2 separate regions of the Homo sapiens genome follow, and region 2 is linked to region 1. A link is an interaction called in ENCODE POLR2A ChIA-PET data of the cell type or tissue named here. Cell type or tissue: HepG2. All regions are shown on one strand. Each heading gives the region's core, and the rest is flanking DNA. Links, peaks and the distances in the headings are about the cores only. Region 1 holds the start of HPD (4-hydroxyphenylpyruvate dioxygenase). Region 2 overlaps LINC01089 (long intergenic non-protein coding RNA 1089).

Region 1 (9,601 bases), core at 5,602-9,601:
GGAATTGTCCTGTATCTTGATTGAGGTCATAGTTATGCAACTGTATATGTTTTCAAAATTCATAGAACTGTACGCTGAAATACTCTTTTCAGTGTACAGTTCTATGAATTTCACTCTGTGTAAGTTATAGCTCAACAAATAGAAGCCATATTTACAAAATCTTAAATCATGTAAATTATGATGTAAAACATGTAAATAGACTTTGCTGCAGAACCAGAAAGGCCAACTAGATGTGCAGAGAAGTATGAAATAAACCCTGAAGTCACTAAGCTTGGGGTGCTCCCAACAGCAGAAGATTCCAAATGGCAAGGTTGCATTGGTTCTCTTTATTTAAACTCCGTCAAATGGCTGAGAACCGTTGGCATGTTTTGTACTGTGGAAAATTCAAATAAACTGTAAGAACAAAATTAAAACCATCTGTAAACTGTGGGGTTTTTTTTTTACACAAATGGTAACTTATATACACTGCTCCGTGCCTTTTTTTTTTTAAACGTAACATATCTTAGAGCTTTTTCCCATCACCATCTAGAACATCTAGAAAGTTTATTTATTCTTTTTTTTTTTTTTTTGAGGCGGAGTCTCGCTGTGTCCCCCAGGCTGGAGTGCAGTGGCAAGATCTCTGCTCACTGCAAGCTCTGCCTCCCGAGTTCACACCATTCTCCTGCCTCAGCCTCCCGAGTAGCTGGGACTACAGGCGCCTGCCACCATGCCTGGCTAATTTTGTTTTTGTATTTTTAGTAGAGACAGGGTTTCACCGTGTTAGCCAGGATGGTCTCGATCTCCCGACCTCGTGATCCAACCACCTCGGCCTCCCAAAGTGCTAGGAGTACAGGCGTGAGCCACGGCGCCCCACCTTTTTGTTTTGTTTTGCTTTGTTTTTTAAAAAACAGAGTCTCACTCTGTTGCCCAGGCTGGAGTGCAGTGGCTCAATCTAGGCTTACCGCAACCTCCACCTCTGAGGTTCAAGCAATTTGTGCCTCAGCCTCTCGAGTAGATGGGATTACAGGCGCCCAACACTACGCCCAGCTCTTTTTATTTTTTTAGTAGAGATGGGGTTTCGCCATGTTGCCCAGGCTGGCCTTGAACTCCTGACCTCAGGTGATCCTCCCGCTTTGGCCTCCCAAAGTGCTGGGATTACAGGCATGAGCCACCACACCCAGCCTCTTGATTATTTTTAATAGTTAATGTTTTATTGTATTAAGCCAATCTCCTGTTGATGGATACTTAGATTACTTTAGATTACTTTGTTTATAATATTTTCTTTCTTTTTTTTTTTCCTTTTTTTTGAAAGAGAGTGTCGTGGCTGGGCACAGTGGCTCATGCCTGTAATCCCAGCACTTTGGGAGGCCAAGGCGGACAGATCACGTGAGGTCAGGGTGTGAGACCAGCCTGGCCAACATGACGAAACCCCATCTCTACTAAAAATACAAAAAATAGCCGGGTGTGGTGGCGGGCACCCATAATCCCAGTTACTTGGGAGGCTGAGGCAGGAGAATTGGTTGAACCCGGGAGGCGGAGGTTGCAGTAAGCTGAGATCATGCCAGTGCACTCCAGCCTGGGCAACAAAAGCGAAACTCTGTCTCAAAGAAAGAAAGAAAGAAAGAAAGAGAGTGTCGCTGTGTCGCCCAGGTTAGAGTGCACTGGCATGATCTCAGCTCACTGCAGCCTCCGACTCCCAGGTTCAAGCGATTCTCCTGCCTCACCCTCCCGAGTAGCCGAAACTACGGGTGCCCGCCATCATGCCCAGCTAATTTTTGTATTTTTAGTAGAGACGGGGTTTCACCATGTTGACTAGGCTGGTCTCGAACTCCTGACCTCAAGTGATCCACCCACCTCAGCCTCCCAAAGTGCTGGGATTACAGGCGTGAGCCAATATGCCCAGACGTTTATAATATTTTCTACCCTAAGATGAACCAGTGGAAGTGATAATAGCCTTAAAATTGAGGATGGGAATTAATGTGGGTATTGTCTATAACAGGAGTTTTTTGTTGTTGTTGTTGTTGTTGTTGTTGTTTTTGAGACGGAGTCTCACTCTGTCGCCCAGGCTGGAGTGCAGTGGTGCAATCCTGGCTCACTGCAAGCTCCGCGCCCCGGGTTCACTCCATTCTCCTGCCTCAGCCTCCCAAGTAGCTGGGACTACAGGCGCCTGCCACCATGCCTGGCTAATTTTTTGTATTTTTAGTAGAGACGGGGTTTCACCATGTTAGCCAGGATGGTCTCGATCTCCTGACCTCGTGATCCGTCTGCCTTGGCCTCCCAAAGTGCTGGGATTACAGACGTGAGCCACTGCGCCCGGCCATTTTTTTTTTTTTTTTAATAGTCAGGGCCTCCCTCTGTTGCCCAGGCTGGAGTACAATGGTACAATCATAGCTCACTTCAGTCTTAAGCTCCTGGGCTCAAGAGATCTTCCCCACTTAGCCTCCTGAGTAGCTGGGACTACGGGCATGCACCACTATAGCCGGCTACTTTTTAAACTTTTTGTAGAGACAGGGTCTCACTAGGTTGCCCAGGTTGGTCTTGAACCCCTGGCCTCAAGTGATCCTCCTGCCTCCGCCTCCCAAAGTGCTGGGATTACAGGTATGAGCCACTGTACCTGGCTTTAATAAGATATTTTTTCTTTTTTTTGTGTGACAGAGTCTTGCTCTGTCGCCAGGCTGGAGTGCAGTGGCACGATCTCAGCTCAATGAACCCTGCCTCCCGGGTTCAAGTGATTCTCCTGCCTCAGCCTCCTGAGTAGCTAGGATTACAGGTGTGTACCACCATGCCCAGCTAATTTTTTTTTTTTTTTTTTTTTTTGTATTTTTAGTAGAAACAGGGTTTCGCTATGTTGGCCAGGCTGGTCTCAAATTCCTGACCTCAAATGATCTGCCTGCCTTGGCCTCCCAAAGTGCTGGGATTACAGGCATGAGCCACCGTGCCCAGCCAAGAGGGACAAAAACCTTTTCACAGAAAAACATTTTTATACAACTTAACCAGAAAGCTTCATTTCAGGTTCAGGAAGTGGAAGGGGCAAAATCCTGGATTTTCACAAATTTCCAAAATGGGCTTATATAACTCTCCACCCTTTTCTTTCTTTTTTTTTTTCTTTTAGAGACAGGGTCTCATTCTGCTGCCCAGGCTGAAGTGCAGTGGTGCAATTATAGCTCACTGTACCCTTGAACTCCTGGGCTCAAGGGATCCCCCCATCTCAGCCTCTTAAAGTGCTGGGATTACAGGTGTCAGCCACTGCTCCTGGCTCGCCACCAATGCTTTTCATTCTGATCATTTCTGTAGTGAGCAGCATAGAAGAAATAATGCCTTTTGAGGGACAGTTGCATTTAACAGACAGCCTTACTAAGGTGAGTACGTCAGGACAAAGATGCGGGAAGGAGAATCAGGCTATTAGTCCATTGTTGCAAATTGCAACGAATTGAGAAAGTCAGACACAACGATCAACTGCAGTGAAACATTTGGTGGGGAGTTTTGAGAGTCCAGTCTGAAGGAGTGCGTGGAAGGATCACGGTCCCTGTGATGTACCCTCTCTCGGCTTGTTGCTTTGGGCAGGAATCACAAGTTAGGAAGGAATCAGCACCAGAAATGCAGAGCTGGCTGGGCGCAGTGGCTCACGCCTGTAATCCCAGCACTTTGGGAGGCCGAGGCGGGAAGATCACCTGAGGCCAAGAGTTCGAGATCAGCCTCGCCAACATGGCGAAGCCCTGTCTCTGATAAAAAATACAAAAATTAGCTTGGTGTGGTGGCGCATGCCTGTAGTCTTAACTACTTGGGAGACTGAGGCGGGAGAATCACTTGAACCTAGGAGGCGGAGGTTGCAGTGAGCAGAGATCACGCCATTGCACTTCAGCTTGGGAGACATCCCAAGACCATCTTAAAAAAAAAAAAAGGAGGGGGGGTGCCGGGCGCGGTGGCTCACGCCTATAATCCCGGCACTTTGGGAGGCCAAGGCGAGCGAATCACGAGGTCAGGAGATTGAGACCATCCTGGCTAACACGGTGAAACCTCATCTCTACTAAAAATACAAAACATTAGCTGAGCCAGGTGGCAGGTGCCTGTATTCCCAGCTACTCCGGAGGCTGAGGCAGGAGAATGGCGTGAACCTTGGAGGTGGAGCTTGCAGTGAGCCGAGATTGCACCATTGCACTCCAGCCTAAAAAAAAAAAAAAAAAAAAAAAAAGCTTGCATTGAGCCGAGATGCCAAGATCACGCCACTGCACTCCAGCCTGGGCCACAGAGGGAGACTCTGTCTCAAAAAAAAAAAAAAAAAAAAAAAAAAAAAGGCCGAGAGCGGTGGCTCACGCCTGTAATCCCAGCACTTTGGGAGGCCGAGGTGGGCAGATCACCTGAGGTCAGGAGTTCGAGACATGCCTGACCAACATGGTGAAACCCCATCTCTACTAAAAATACAAAATTAGCTGGGCGTGGTGGCACATGCCTGTAATCCCTGCTACTTGGGATGCTGAGACAGGAGAATCGATTGAACCTGGGAGGCGGAGGTTGTAATAAGCCGAGATCGCACCATTGCACTCCAGCCTGGGCAGCAAGAGCGAGACTCCGTCTCAAAAAAAAAAAAAAAAGAAATGCAGAGCTGAAGAGCAGCCCAATGTAAATGGTCCCATTAGAGAGGAACTCTTTCATCATGGACATCTGTAAGTGACCCACACTGTCCAGCAGCATCCACGATGTTTGCACAGCATATGGCCCCAGGGAGGGATGTCTCTAATCTGCCAGGGTCCTAGAGTTAAAGTCCTGTGTGTTGAGTGGAGCAATTTTGCCCATTTTTTTAGTTTGGCAGAATTCATGCTGACACTGAAACAGCTCACAGCAGACAGCATCAGGTTTCAGCATTTTTTTTTCTCTTTTTTTAAGACAGGGTCTCACTCTGTCACCGAGGCTGGAGTGCAGTGGTGCGATCATAGCTCATTGCAGCCTCGACCTCTTGGGCTCAAGCAACCGTCCCCTTGCAGAGCTTTCAGCTTGGGATCAGGTTTGGAAAACTAGAATTCGTGAATTCAGGATTTTCTTCTGCAGTAGCTAAGCCAAGAGACTGTTTGTCTCGAGGCTAAGAGCGAAGCGAGGCTTTCTTAAGCCCTTTAAGTCTGTCAGTTTCAGAGCCCGGGTGGACGCCTGTAAAAAGATCCCTATCAGCTAGAAAATCATGACTCTAAGGGTCAGCTGTGTGGTTTCACAAGGGCTCATTAGCAACTAAAAACTGCTTTTTAAAACCCTGAAAGTGTATCTCCATTTAGAGATTGCCTCTTTTTCATGTTTTTTTCCAGAAGCTGTAATATTAGCAAACACTATAGTAAGAACTATCAGTAACTGAGACTTGTTCCATTTTATTTACTTACTTACTTACTTATTTCTTTATTTTGAGACAGGGTCTCATTCTGTCGCCCAGGCTGGAGCGCAGTGGCACAATCTCGCATTGCAACCTCCACCTCCTGGGTTCAAGTGATTCTCCTGCCTCAGCCTCCCAAGTAGCTGGGTGGGATTACAGGCACACACCACCACACCCAGCTAATTTTTTTTTTTTTTTTGAGACAGAGTCTTACTCTGTTGCTCAGGCTGGAGTGCAGTGGCATGATCTCGGCTCACTGCAACCTCCACCTCCTGGGTTCAAGCAATTCTCCTGTCTCAGCCTCCCAAGTAGATGGGACTACAGGTGCCTGCCACCATGCCCAGCTAATTTTTGTATTTTTAGTAGAGACGGTGTTTCACCATATTGGTCAGGCTGGTCTCAAACTCCTGACCTCAGGTGACCCACCCGCCTCAGCCTCCTAAAGTGCTAGGATTATAGGCATGAGCCACTGCATCCAGGCTAATTTTTGTATTTTTAGTAGAGATAGGGTTTCACCATGTTGGCCAGGCTGGTCTCGAACACCTAACCTCAAGTGATCCTCCCTCCTCGGCCTCCCAAAGTGCTAGGATTACAGGTGTGAGCCACTGGGCCCTGCCTTATCTATTTTTGATACAAGTTCTCACCCTGTTCCCCAGGCTAGAGTGCAGTGGCGTGATCATAGCTCACTGCAACCTTTAACTCCTGGACTCAAGTGATCCTCCCACCTCAGCCTCCTGAGTGGCTGGGGACTACAGGTGCTCACTACCAGGCCCAGCTAGGTGAATGCTTTTCTGCACACCAGGGTATTTTCAAGGATGCGTCCTATGAACCCATCTGATCAGTGAGCTTCTTGAGCAAGGCCTCTGGAACCCACCTCTGCATGGTCGGGCATGAAGAACAGAGACAGTCACACCCAGCCACTGCTGATCTGTTATCCAGTGGAGCCCAGCCTGAACAGAGAGCATCAGGGAGGGGACTCTGGATACTGGGCCCTGCAGGCTTGCCTCCCTGCTCTCTGCCCAGACATGTGAATGGCATCTAGGGGTGCACCCAGCATGGGACTGAGACCTACAGTGTTGGGGACAGAGTTCCTACCTCTAGATGCCTGCCAGCCTTTGCAACCCACTGCTGTTGACACACTTCCTTGAGTTAGTAAACATTGGCCTTTGTGCTTAGCATATAAGCCAGGGCAGGCTCCAGGAGTGGGGGTTTGAGTTGGCCACAGCAATCAAAGTGACAAGATGTTCCTGCTGGCCTGGAGGGGATAGGCAGGCTACACAGAGCTCTTCTCCTCCATGGGAACCTTCTGGGCCTGTGAGATCCACCCTGGGCCACCTCCACTCAAGTTTTCCCAGTTGGATATTTATTTATTTATTTGAGATGGAGTCTCACTCTGTCACCCAGGCTGGAGGGCAGTGGCATGATCACTGCTCACTGCAATCTCTGCCTCCTTGGTTCAAGTGATCCTCCTGCCTCAGTCCCCTGAGTAGCTGGGACTACAGACGTGCACCACCGTGCCCAGCTAATGTTTGTATTTTTAGTAGAGATGAGGTTTTACCATGTTGCCAGGCTGGTCTCAAACTCCTGGCCTCAAGTGATCCTCCCTCCTTGGCCTCCCAAAGTGCTGGGATTACAGGCGTGAGCCACCACCCCCGGCCCCCAGTTGGAAATTTAGACTTAAGGAGCTGAGGTGGACACTGGGAGCACACTGGGCAGGCCCAGGACAGGCAGAATAAGGGGGTGGGACCACCTTGCCTGCCTCCTGAATGGCCCAGAAAATAGAGAAAAGGAGGGAGAAGTGGTCTGCACTGGTGCAATGAGATCCAACTTCAGAATCAAACAGGCCAGAGTTTGGGGCTCTGCTCTTACCAGTTCCATGACCTGGGAGACATGTGTTCACCTCTCCAGGCCTCAGTTTCCCCATCTGATGGGGATATCAATATCTCCCATTTGTATAGAGGGCAATCTAGCAATTTAAAGTGTGGGTCCTGGAGTTAGAATAGCCCGGTTCATGTTCCAGTTCTTCCCTGCCGCTTGCTGACCTCATGGCCTAGGAATGTTCTCTGTCCCAATGAATTATAACCAACACTGAGAGTGTCCTGTGTGCCAGGTCCTGTTCCAAAGAGCGTGCTTATCTCCTTTAATCCCCACCACACTATTCTCATTCCTGTTTTACAAATGAGGCTCAAAGGGATATGGTGATTTTCCCAAGTCACACTGTATGTAACAGAGCCAGGATGCAAACCTTCTCCTGCCGTGCCTCTCAGAGCTATGGAATACAACGCTGTGACGCAAACAGGACTTTGGGGCCAGTCTCCAAATGCCCCCTCAAATTTCCTCTAGGCAAGAGTTCTGGAGCCGCCACTGCACTCCAGCCGGCCTTGGCTTCTGAGCTTTGGATTCTGGGCAGTAATGGTCACATTCCCAGCGTCCTGGAAAAGCTTGCCCTTGGCTTCTGGCCCTGACTCTGCCTCCCACTGACTAGTGGACGTCACTGCCCCTCTCTGGGCCTGGCAACACCATCCTGTTCAATGAGGCTGCGGCTGGATCAGAGGTCCCCAGGCCTGGAACCTTCCAGGGCTGGGCTCAGCTCCCCACCCCATCCCCCAGGTAGGCCAGGAGGCCTGGGCGGGACCTGCTTGGGGTTAAATACTCCGGCCCAGCACTCCCCAGGCCTCTAGTCCCAGTAGGAGGTTTGACTAAGATCAATCATGGTAAGTGCCATGGCCATCTCCCCTTGGGTGGGACATCTTCAGTAACGCTTCCAGAAGCACCTTGTGTTGGAACCTCCAAGTCTCACTGTCCTTCTTTTTCTCCTTAGACGACTTACAGTGACAAAGGGGCAAAGGTAAGCAGGCGAAATGTGGGAAATGTAGGGGCCTGAGTCTAGAAGGGGGTCGGAGTGCAGGGAGACTGGGGTTTCAGCAGAGAGCAGAAGAGGAAGGACTGGAGTGGATACATGACGTGCATGCCTGCACACTCAGCTTTACCCCCGGGGCTCCCCGAGACTGAGCTGGACTCAACCTCACCCTCACAACAAACTTGTATCCTGGCCGGGCATGGTGGCTCATGCCTGTAATCCCAGTGCTTTGGGAGGCCAAGGCAGGCAAATACTTGAGGTCAGGAGTTCGAGACCAGCCTGGTCAACATGAGGAAACCCCGTCTCTACTAAAAATACGAAAATTAGCCGGGCATGGTAGCGCACCCCTGTAATCCCAGCTACTCAGGAGGCTAAGGTGGGGGAGATCACTTGAACCCTAGGATCGCTTGAACCTGGGAGGCGGAAGTTGCAGTGAGCCAAGATTGCACCACTGCACTCCACTCCAGCCTGGGCAATAGAGCAAAACTCCATCTCAGAAACAAAAACCAAAACAAAACCTGTACCCCTTCTCAAATGCCTGCCAATCTTTTAATCCCATCTGGAAGTTCTTTCTAAGGTCTAACTTAAATCCATATTGCTGCAACATAAGTCTATTTCCCTGTGTGAAACCTTGGCAGGCCTCCTGAGGGGGTTTCCCCATCCAAGACACCCAGGAGCTCAACTTCCACATGAGAAACCTCTTTTGAGGCTTGGCAAGGCTGCATGGGGTTCCGCTGCTCCTAAGTTCTGTGGTTGAGGCTGGAATAAGGAGGGTGGCTAGGGGACATCACTCCACCCGCACTTTTCTAGACTCACTTTCAGGGACTCAACCTCACCTCTTCTCTCCTTCTGCAGCCTGAGAGAGGCCGATTCCTCCACTTCCACTCTGTGACCTTCTGGGTTGGCAACGCCAAGCAGGTAGAAGCCGGGGCAAGGTGCTGGAGTGAGCAGACGGCAGGGCAGAGGGCTGCCTGACAAGGGCAGGCCTCCAGCAGGGTCTGTGATTGGCCCTTGGGAGGGAGGATCAGGCCAGGGGTGGGCCAGATACTCTGAATCCTAATTACACCAGCGGGAAAGTTATCTGTCAGCAAAATGTGCAGGCAGCAGTCTATCTTCCCAGGAGGGTCTCTGCCCCTGAGGCAATAGGGCAGGCAGGCTGAGGGGGGCCAGGGGCTCTCTTGCGGAAGTCCCCCATGCTGGCCCCTTGACCCTCATGAACCCTGCTGCAACCCTGTGATTCAGGCCACGTCATTCTACTGCAGCAAGATGGGCTTTGAACCTCTAGCCTACAGGGGCCTGGAGACCGGTTCCCGGGAGGTGGTCAGCCATGTAATCAAACAAGGGAAGGTGAGTCACCACCCCCAGGACAGCCCCCAACCCCTGCCTGGCCAACATGGTGAAACCCC
Region 2 (6,367 bases), core at 2,126-6,125, 62 kb after region 1:
GCTGGGCCGGGCTGGTCTGGCAGGCGGGCCCAGCCGGGCAGGGCTGCTTTGCTAATGGCGGCGGCTCTCTTTCCTTCCTTCCTCCTTTCCTCCGTCCCCCCGGTCGTGGGGAGCCCGGAGCAGGAGGCGGGCCCGCGGCCAGGTCGGGCCCCGAGAGCCCGCGGGGCGCAGCGCTGGCGACCGGGTGTCGGGGGCCGTTTCGGGGGCCGTGGGCCTCGGGGGCGTCGCGCGCCGCGCCTCCCGCGCTCGCCTCAGCCGGGCGCGGCGGCCTGATGGGCGCCATTTCGCGCGCTGCCCGTGGCTGGGGCGGTGGCGGCCGCCGCGCGCCGGGCGGGAGGAGCGGCAGGGGTAGGGGGCTGGGCGACCCGGCGGCCCACGCGGGCACCAGGAGGCCTCGCCCCGGACCGCTTCCCTCTTTCGTCTTTGTCCTGCGCGGGCGCCCGCAGCCGAGGGCCACGGGGTCGGCGGGGCTTCGAGGCCGCCCCGGGTCCCACCGGCTCCTCCGGAAGCCGCGGACCGGCCTGGCCCTGACCCCAGGCCGCCCCCCGCTGCCCACCCAGCTCTGGGCGCCCAGGTCCGACCTCCCAGTCGCCCTCTGAGAGCCGAGTCAGCGCGGGGCGGGGGGTCGCCCCCTTTGTCCTCACTCAGGGCGGGAGGCCCTCGGGGTGGCCGCAGACGCCCCGTTGGGCAGCCCTCCAGCCCAGCTCTCCAGGCAGGAGGTGGGGGAAGCCTGGGAAAGCGGAGGGGGGGCCCCGGGATCCCCCGAGGCGCGGGGCTCCCGGCGAAGCCTCAGATCTCCGGCCCTTCCCGGGGAGGGTGCGGGCGGGGCGGGCCTTTGGAAATGCAGATGAGCCGCCGCCCGGGCCGGGGTTGAACCTTCTGACTCAGCCACCCCCGGCCGCCCGGGCCGCTGGGGGAGGGGCGGCGTCTGGGGTGCTCCCTTTCAGCCCCGGAGCCCGTCTGCTGTGTATTCGGCCGGTCACATCTCTCTCCCCCAACGCCCTGATCCGCCCTCCACCTTCCTCTCCTCCAGGTTCTGGGCCGGAGAAGGGGCGACGTTCGGGCACCCCCCGAATGGACAATCTTTCCTTCTGTCAACGGCAGGGGCAGGCCTAGTTTGACTCTGACAGTCCTCCCACTAAGGTAGGTGTGAGTACTTGCCCAGACCGTGAGGGAGATTTGGGGGGCTCTGGCCTGCAGCCCAGGGAGGGCCGAACCCCAAACACGCCGGGCTGGTTCTGCGGCCCCGCCCCACCCCACCCCCCCCCCCCCAGCTGCGAGCGCGTAGGGCCGCCTGCTGGGCCGCCGGGGCCATCCATCCCCGTCTGTCAGCTTCTGTTGTCAGGCATTTGGGGCGTGTAAGTCTCTGCCGAATATAGCAGCATACGAGAGGATCCACTTGCAAGTATTTCCCAGTTGTGTGTTCTTCGGCGGGGGGAGGGCCCTGGGTGCCGCCTACTTCTGAAAGACACAGGTCACTGTCAGAAAGCCCAACTGTGCTGTGGCCTTCCCTCCAGCCGCCCCCGTGGGGCATGTGGGGTGACAGTGTGAGCCGTCCTCTGATGTCTGGCTGCTAGAGAGGCAAAGAACAGAGACCCGAGGTTCCGGCCACCTTTCTCTATGAAAGGGCCTTCCTTGACGCTTCTCCACCTTCCTGGGATTGTTTTCTTCTCCAGTCCCCGAATGGGCAGGCCTGTATATAAGCCTTGTTTCTAGAACCAGACAAAGCTGGATTTGAAACCTGGCGAGCCATTGAACAGCTATGGCCTTGCGTAAGCGGTATAGCCTCCAAGCCTATTTCTCCATCTCCGAAAACAGGGCTAGATCAGTGGTTCTTAGTCTGGAACCGGCATCAGAATCACACCGGAAGGGGGGCTCACTGAAAATGGACCACCGGGCCTGGTGCCCAAGTGTCTGATTCAGTGGGTTGGTCCTTAGGACTGGCATTTCTAACAAGTTCCCAGGTGAGGTGAGGCTGATGCTGTGGTCTGGGAACACATTTTGAGACTCCAGCCCCTAGCCTGGTAACACCTGGGGTTTTGACGCAGAAGTGCCACGTTCCACGCTTGGCACATAGTAATTGATTTCATTCTAACGCTAGCCGACTTCATGTATTGAATAGTTTCCCATCTCAGTGTCTAAGAAGCTCCACAGCTGGAGATGGCGGCCCTTGGTCTCGGAGCCCCCCTCCTTGTGATTTCTGCTTTGTGATTGCTTTGATGAACCATTTGGGTCCAGGTGCTCCTGATCACACCACCTCCCCTATTTGGGACTTGTGCCCCACTCCCGCTGTGAGGGCTACACCGAGCTCTGGGGGCCTGTTCGGATTAACAAGGAGATCTTGCTAAAGGTATCTTGGTGCTAAGTTAAGGGAGATAGTTCGCCATGGGCTAGGATCTCTCAGTGCTGGTGACCTTGGGTGAGTGTCTCCCTGTAAAGTGATAAGGATGCCTGCTGGAAAGGGTGGTGGGAGGATTAAGTGCGTTAAAGAGGCCCTCCTCCCAAGCTTTTAGTTGGCCTCCATTGTGATCGTGGTTATTGCTGGGAGTGGCTGCAGGGGGTGGGGGCTGGGCTGCCTCAGAGCTTCCCCCCGCACCAGCCCACCTGCTGAAGCACGTGTCCCTGCCTCAGGGCAAAGGGGAATCTGGCGCTCCCTGGGAAGGCGGCCAACGCGGTTCTCCTCTGGAGTGGTTGAGTCCAGCTGCAGGCCTTTCCCCATCCACAGGGGCTGTTCCATGATGGGGTCAAGATTTGGGTCACCCACCCATGGTCCGGGGAGAAGTGACTCCCCAAGGTCACAAGGCCACCACCAATAGAGCCAGGATGGGGTTCCAGGTGGCTTGACTTGGCAGCCAGCGCCTGTGCCCATGGCACCCCCTCACCCCAGCTGTCTGGGTTATTTTGGGCTTCCTCCCGTGCCAGCTGTCTGCTGGCATCCCTGCCCGGGACTGTCTGGTTGGAAGTAACTGGCGTGGTGCTGTTGGCTCCTCCTGTGAGGGCCAGGGCTGGGTCTTCAATCCCCGATGAGCCGTGCTGGGTCCAGCTCCTTTGCTGGGAGGGAAGAGTGTTCCTGCCCAGACTCCCCGCTGCCCAAGTACAGCAAGAGGGCGAAAGCACCTGATAAAAATTGAGGTTCACATTGTTAATATCCCAAAAGCCTCCTCCTTCTATACTCCCTGAAACCTGTTTTAAATTTGGCTCTGCCATTGAACCCCGTTGCTCTCACGTTACCCTCTGCCGCCCGAGGGTGTGGCGCCTCCCTTTAGAGTCTTCGTTGCTCTCCGGGTGGGGTCTTTACTCCCCACCTGCTTTGGATAATTAAGTAATTGATGTACGTCTCCCTCCCAGCTGCACCCTGGAGGGCTCCAGCCAGTTTCTCCCCTCCCTGGATCCAATCAGTGAGCTGTTGGGTGCTCAGCTGTGGTCTGGATGTGGTTCTCGGCACGGTGTCGGGACCCACCTGGCTGGACTGTACCCCTCTCTCTCTGCTTTGGTCCCTCTTCTTTCTTTGTCCCCCCACCATCACCTCTTGGGGCAGGGAGGGTGAGGCAGTTTGTCCTCCTGCTGCTGTTCCTGCTGGTCCCTCGAGGGCGCCCCGCCCACCGGTCACCCAGCGAACGCGGGGCGGGGCCGCTGCTGGCGCTGGGCCCCAGGGCTTGCAGAGAGAGGGCCACGCCAGCGGAAGGGCCGGCCAGGAGGTGGCAGGACTTGCCTTACTACTGAGTCGCCGGCATCCCCGCCTCTTCCGGCCTCTCCGCCCGGAGCCCTAGCGTGGAACATGACCTTTCGGACCCTCTGGGTGGAGACACAGCCTCTGCCTGGGCTGTGCAGTGAGGTGGCACCACCATCTCAGGTCGTCTGGCCCAGTGCATCTGTAGCTGGCATGTGACTTCCAGCAAGCTCCTGCCCCTGAGCGCTGGGAGGAGCAGGTCCAGCAATAATTTTTTTTTTTTTTTTTTTGAGACAGAGTTTCGCTCTTGTTGCCCAGGCAATGGTGTGATCTGGGCTCACCGCAACCTCCGCCTCCAGGGTTCAAGCGATTCTCCTGCCTCAGCCTCCGAGTAGCTGGGATTACAGGCATGTGCCACCACGCCCGGATAATTTTGTATTTTTAGTAGAGACAGGGTTTCTCCATGTTGGTCAGGCTGGTCTCAAACTGACCTCAGGTGATCCGCCCACCTCGGCCTCCCAAAGTGCTGGGATTACAGGCATGAGCCACCGCGCCTGGCCGGACAATAATGTTTTGAGCTGTTGCTGAGTCTGGCTTTTGTGACGGGAACTTTTAGCACTCAAGGAGTGGCCTTGTCTCTGGCCTGTCCCCGAGTGCTCATGGGCAGCCAAGGCCTGGGGACTGCTCAGGCAGGGTAGATGTATTTGCCAGGCCAGCTCCCGTCCCTGGGACCTCAGGGAGTAGCTTCATCCCTGAAGGCTGAGTGTCTTCTGCCTCATGTGGGTGGCCCCTCTGCAGGGTTCTCAGGCATCCAGGGAAGTGGGTGCCACAGCGTTGCCTCCAGCCTCACTGGGGCTGGCTGGACTTTGCTCTGACAACACAGCAGTGGCTGGGCCCCTGCAACTCTCCAGGGCTCAGTTTCCCTGTTGGCCGCACTATGGCATAGGCCCCTGTGTGGACACCGATGAGCTGACCCCACAAATGCCACCCGGCCGCTCCCCCAGGCTTCAGTGGCCTAACAGCTGTTGTGTCAGGAACCAGCTTAAAGAATCTTTCTTGCTTTCTCAAACTCTCCAGGAATTCCTGGTGACTGGAAGGGGGAGTGACTCAGGCCCTCAACCTCTAGCAGGTAAGGGAGCTACCTCCTGGGTGGGCATGCCCAGTTCCTCAGTGGGCCCAGCGCGGCCCAGCCTCCGAGGAAGCTCTGAGCAGCTGGCTTGGCTCCGAGGTATTTTTAGCTACAGATCCAGCCCCCCTCCATCACCACAACAGTCGAGTCCAAATCAAACGCGCTCCAGGCAGGTGGGGCTGGGGTTCTGCCAGCCTCCTGGCCAGCAGGGGTGGGTGGGCAGACTGGGGCCAGTATCAGCTGTTCTGCCTGGACCCAGGCCGGGCTGGGAAGGCACACTTGTGCTTATTTCCCGCCTCCACTTCTGTGCAAGCTTGTGCTGTCATAAGCAGAGATCACAGCCCCATTTCTTGGATGGAGAAAGTGGACACTGAGGTCTGAGGCTTTTGAGGACAGTCAGGAGCCCTCCTATGGGCTCCAGTGATGCACTCACCAGCTTCTGGTCCTCTTCTTCCACCTCTTAGAGTGCCTTGGCTCCCTCCTGTCGTCCTGGGGAACCTCGGCCCCAGCCCTGCCTCCCCAGCCAGTCACAGCTCCTCCCTGGTCACCCTGAGGGAGCTCAGGGCCCGGCTGGTAGCTGGGTTGCTCTGCTTCTGTCCCCCACTCCTGTGGAGCCTGGCAGGCAACTCCATGATCTGACCCCGGTTACCTTGACAGCCCTGCCTGGCCTCCCCTCTCATGGCCCAGCCACCCCAGAACCTGAAGAGGTTTTCTAGCTGCCGTGCATTTGCCAGGCTGGGTTACCCACCCTACTTTCCCTGCCTGCCCTCCAGTGCTGCCAGGCCTAGTGTGCCAGCCAGCGCTCAGCCTTCAGTAAAGGGTTCCCCTGCTTCCAACCTCCATTGCACTGCTTCCCCTAAGACTGTGACCTCCTGGAAGGCTGGAGCACAACTGCCTCTCAATAAACGTGTTGCAAAAAAGGAATGGATGAGTTGCTGTGCATTTGTCTAGGGGGTGCTTGACCCAGGAGATTACCCTTTGCCCAGTGCCTGAAGAGGGCGTCCACTGAGAACCTGGGGTGCCTCCCCGGCCTCCCCTTCCCAGCTCTGCTGTGGTCTTGGGATTCTGTGGGCGGTCGCTGCTGCCCTCTGGTGGTCAGACCGTGCCTTGCTTGCACTGTGAGAACCTTGACCATGGAACTGCCAGGTTGGCGGTTTTCCTCCACGAAGTGAGGTTTACATGACCCTTGCCGAGACCTTGAAAACTGGGAGTCTTCGGGGTGGGGTCGCCAGCAAAAAGATCCTGAGTCCTGCCAGCCCCTATCTGAGGAAACTACGAAGGCCACTTGCCCCCAACCATGCTGCTGTTGGGGGTTTTGTTAGAAATGGGCTCTTCCTACCCCAGCTGGTAGGATCCCACTCTCGGCCATGCTCTCGTGCCTGTCTGCCGTGGACCGGCTCCAGGGGGGGGTCCCTCTGCCACCCTGTCGACTCATCTGGGTGGTGCAGAGGGCAGTCAGCCCGCCCAGGGTGAGGAGTAAGAGGAGGGGTGGGGGTTACGGGTAATTCAGCCAGCAGCCCTGATAGCACTGCCTACAGTAAGTGCTCAACAAATAAGCTGTTTTGATC

The links. Peaks named below come from ENCODE experiments on the same cell type or tissue, not always from the same donor. Only the 100,000 strongest peaks of a DNase experiment are listed, where the experiment ranks them.
Region 2: POLR2A ChIA-PET joins it to region 1 with 11 read pairs; 19 of 35 experiments call an interaction of 5 or more read pairs at or near these places.

What each region holds. Positions count from the first base shown.
Region 1 is chr12:121,857,269-121,866,869 of GRCh38, reverse strand. It overlaps HPD (4-hydroxyphenylpyruvate dioxygenase), which reads left to right and starts at 8,011. Exons shown (of 14, transcript NM_002150.3): 1 at 8,011-8,049; 2 at 8,157-8,183; 3 at 9,051-9,113; 4 at 9,438-9,542. The coding sequence starts at 8,047. It overlaps TIALD (transcript inducer of AURKA lysosomal degradation), which reads right to left. Exons shown (of 3, transcript XR_002957437.2): 2 at 9,032-9,251. RefSeq lists a silencer at 4,553-4,847 and enhancers at 5,835-6,351, 6,352-6,869. In HepG2, for the core only: no CTCF peak of the experiment used is centred there; DNase peaks (open chromatin) are centred at 6,479, 7,439, 7,779 and 9,439; H3K4me3 peaks cover 1,926 bases.
Region 2 is chr12:121,794,623-121,800,989 of GRCh38, reverse strand. LINC01089 (long intergenic non-protein coding RNA 1089) reads left to right here. Exons shown (of 4, transcript NR_152740.1): 3 at 1,034-1,143; 4 at 4,748-5,723. It also overlaps a transcript of SETD1B not described here. Among named protein-coding and RNA genes, the nearest start is that of RHOF, 4.1 kb to the right of the region's middle. RefSeq lists enhancers at 1-19, 1,990-2,529, 2,530-3,071, 5,308-5,477, 5,773-6,313 and 2 more and silencers at 130-199, 210-549, 620-1,039, 1,070-1,119. In HepG2, for the core only: CTCF peaks have their summits at 3,705 (motif pointing right) and 5,871 (motif pointing left); DNase peaks (open chromatin) are centred at 2,564, 3,759 and 5,889; H3K4me3 peaks cover 1,396 bases.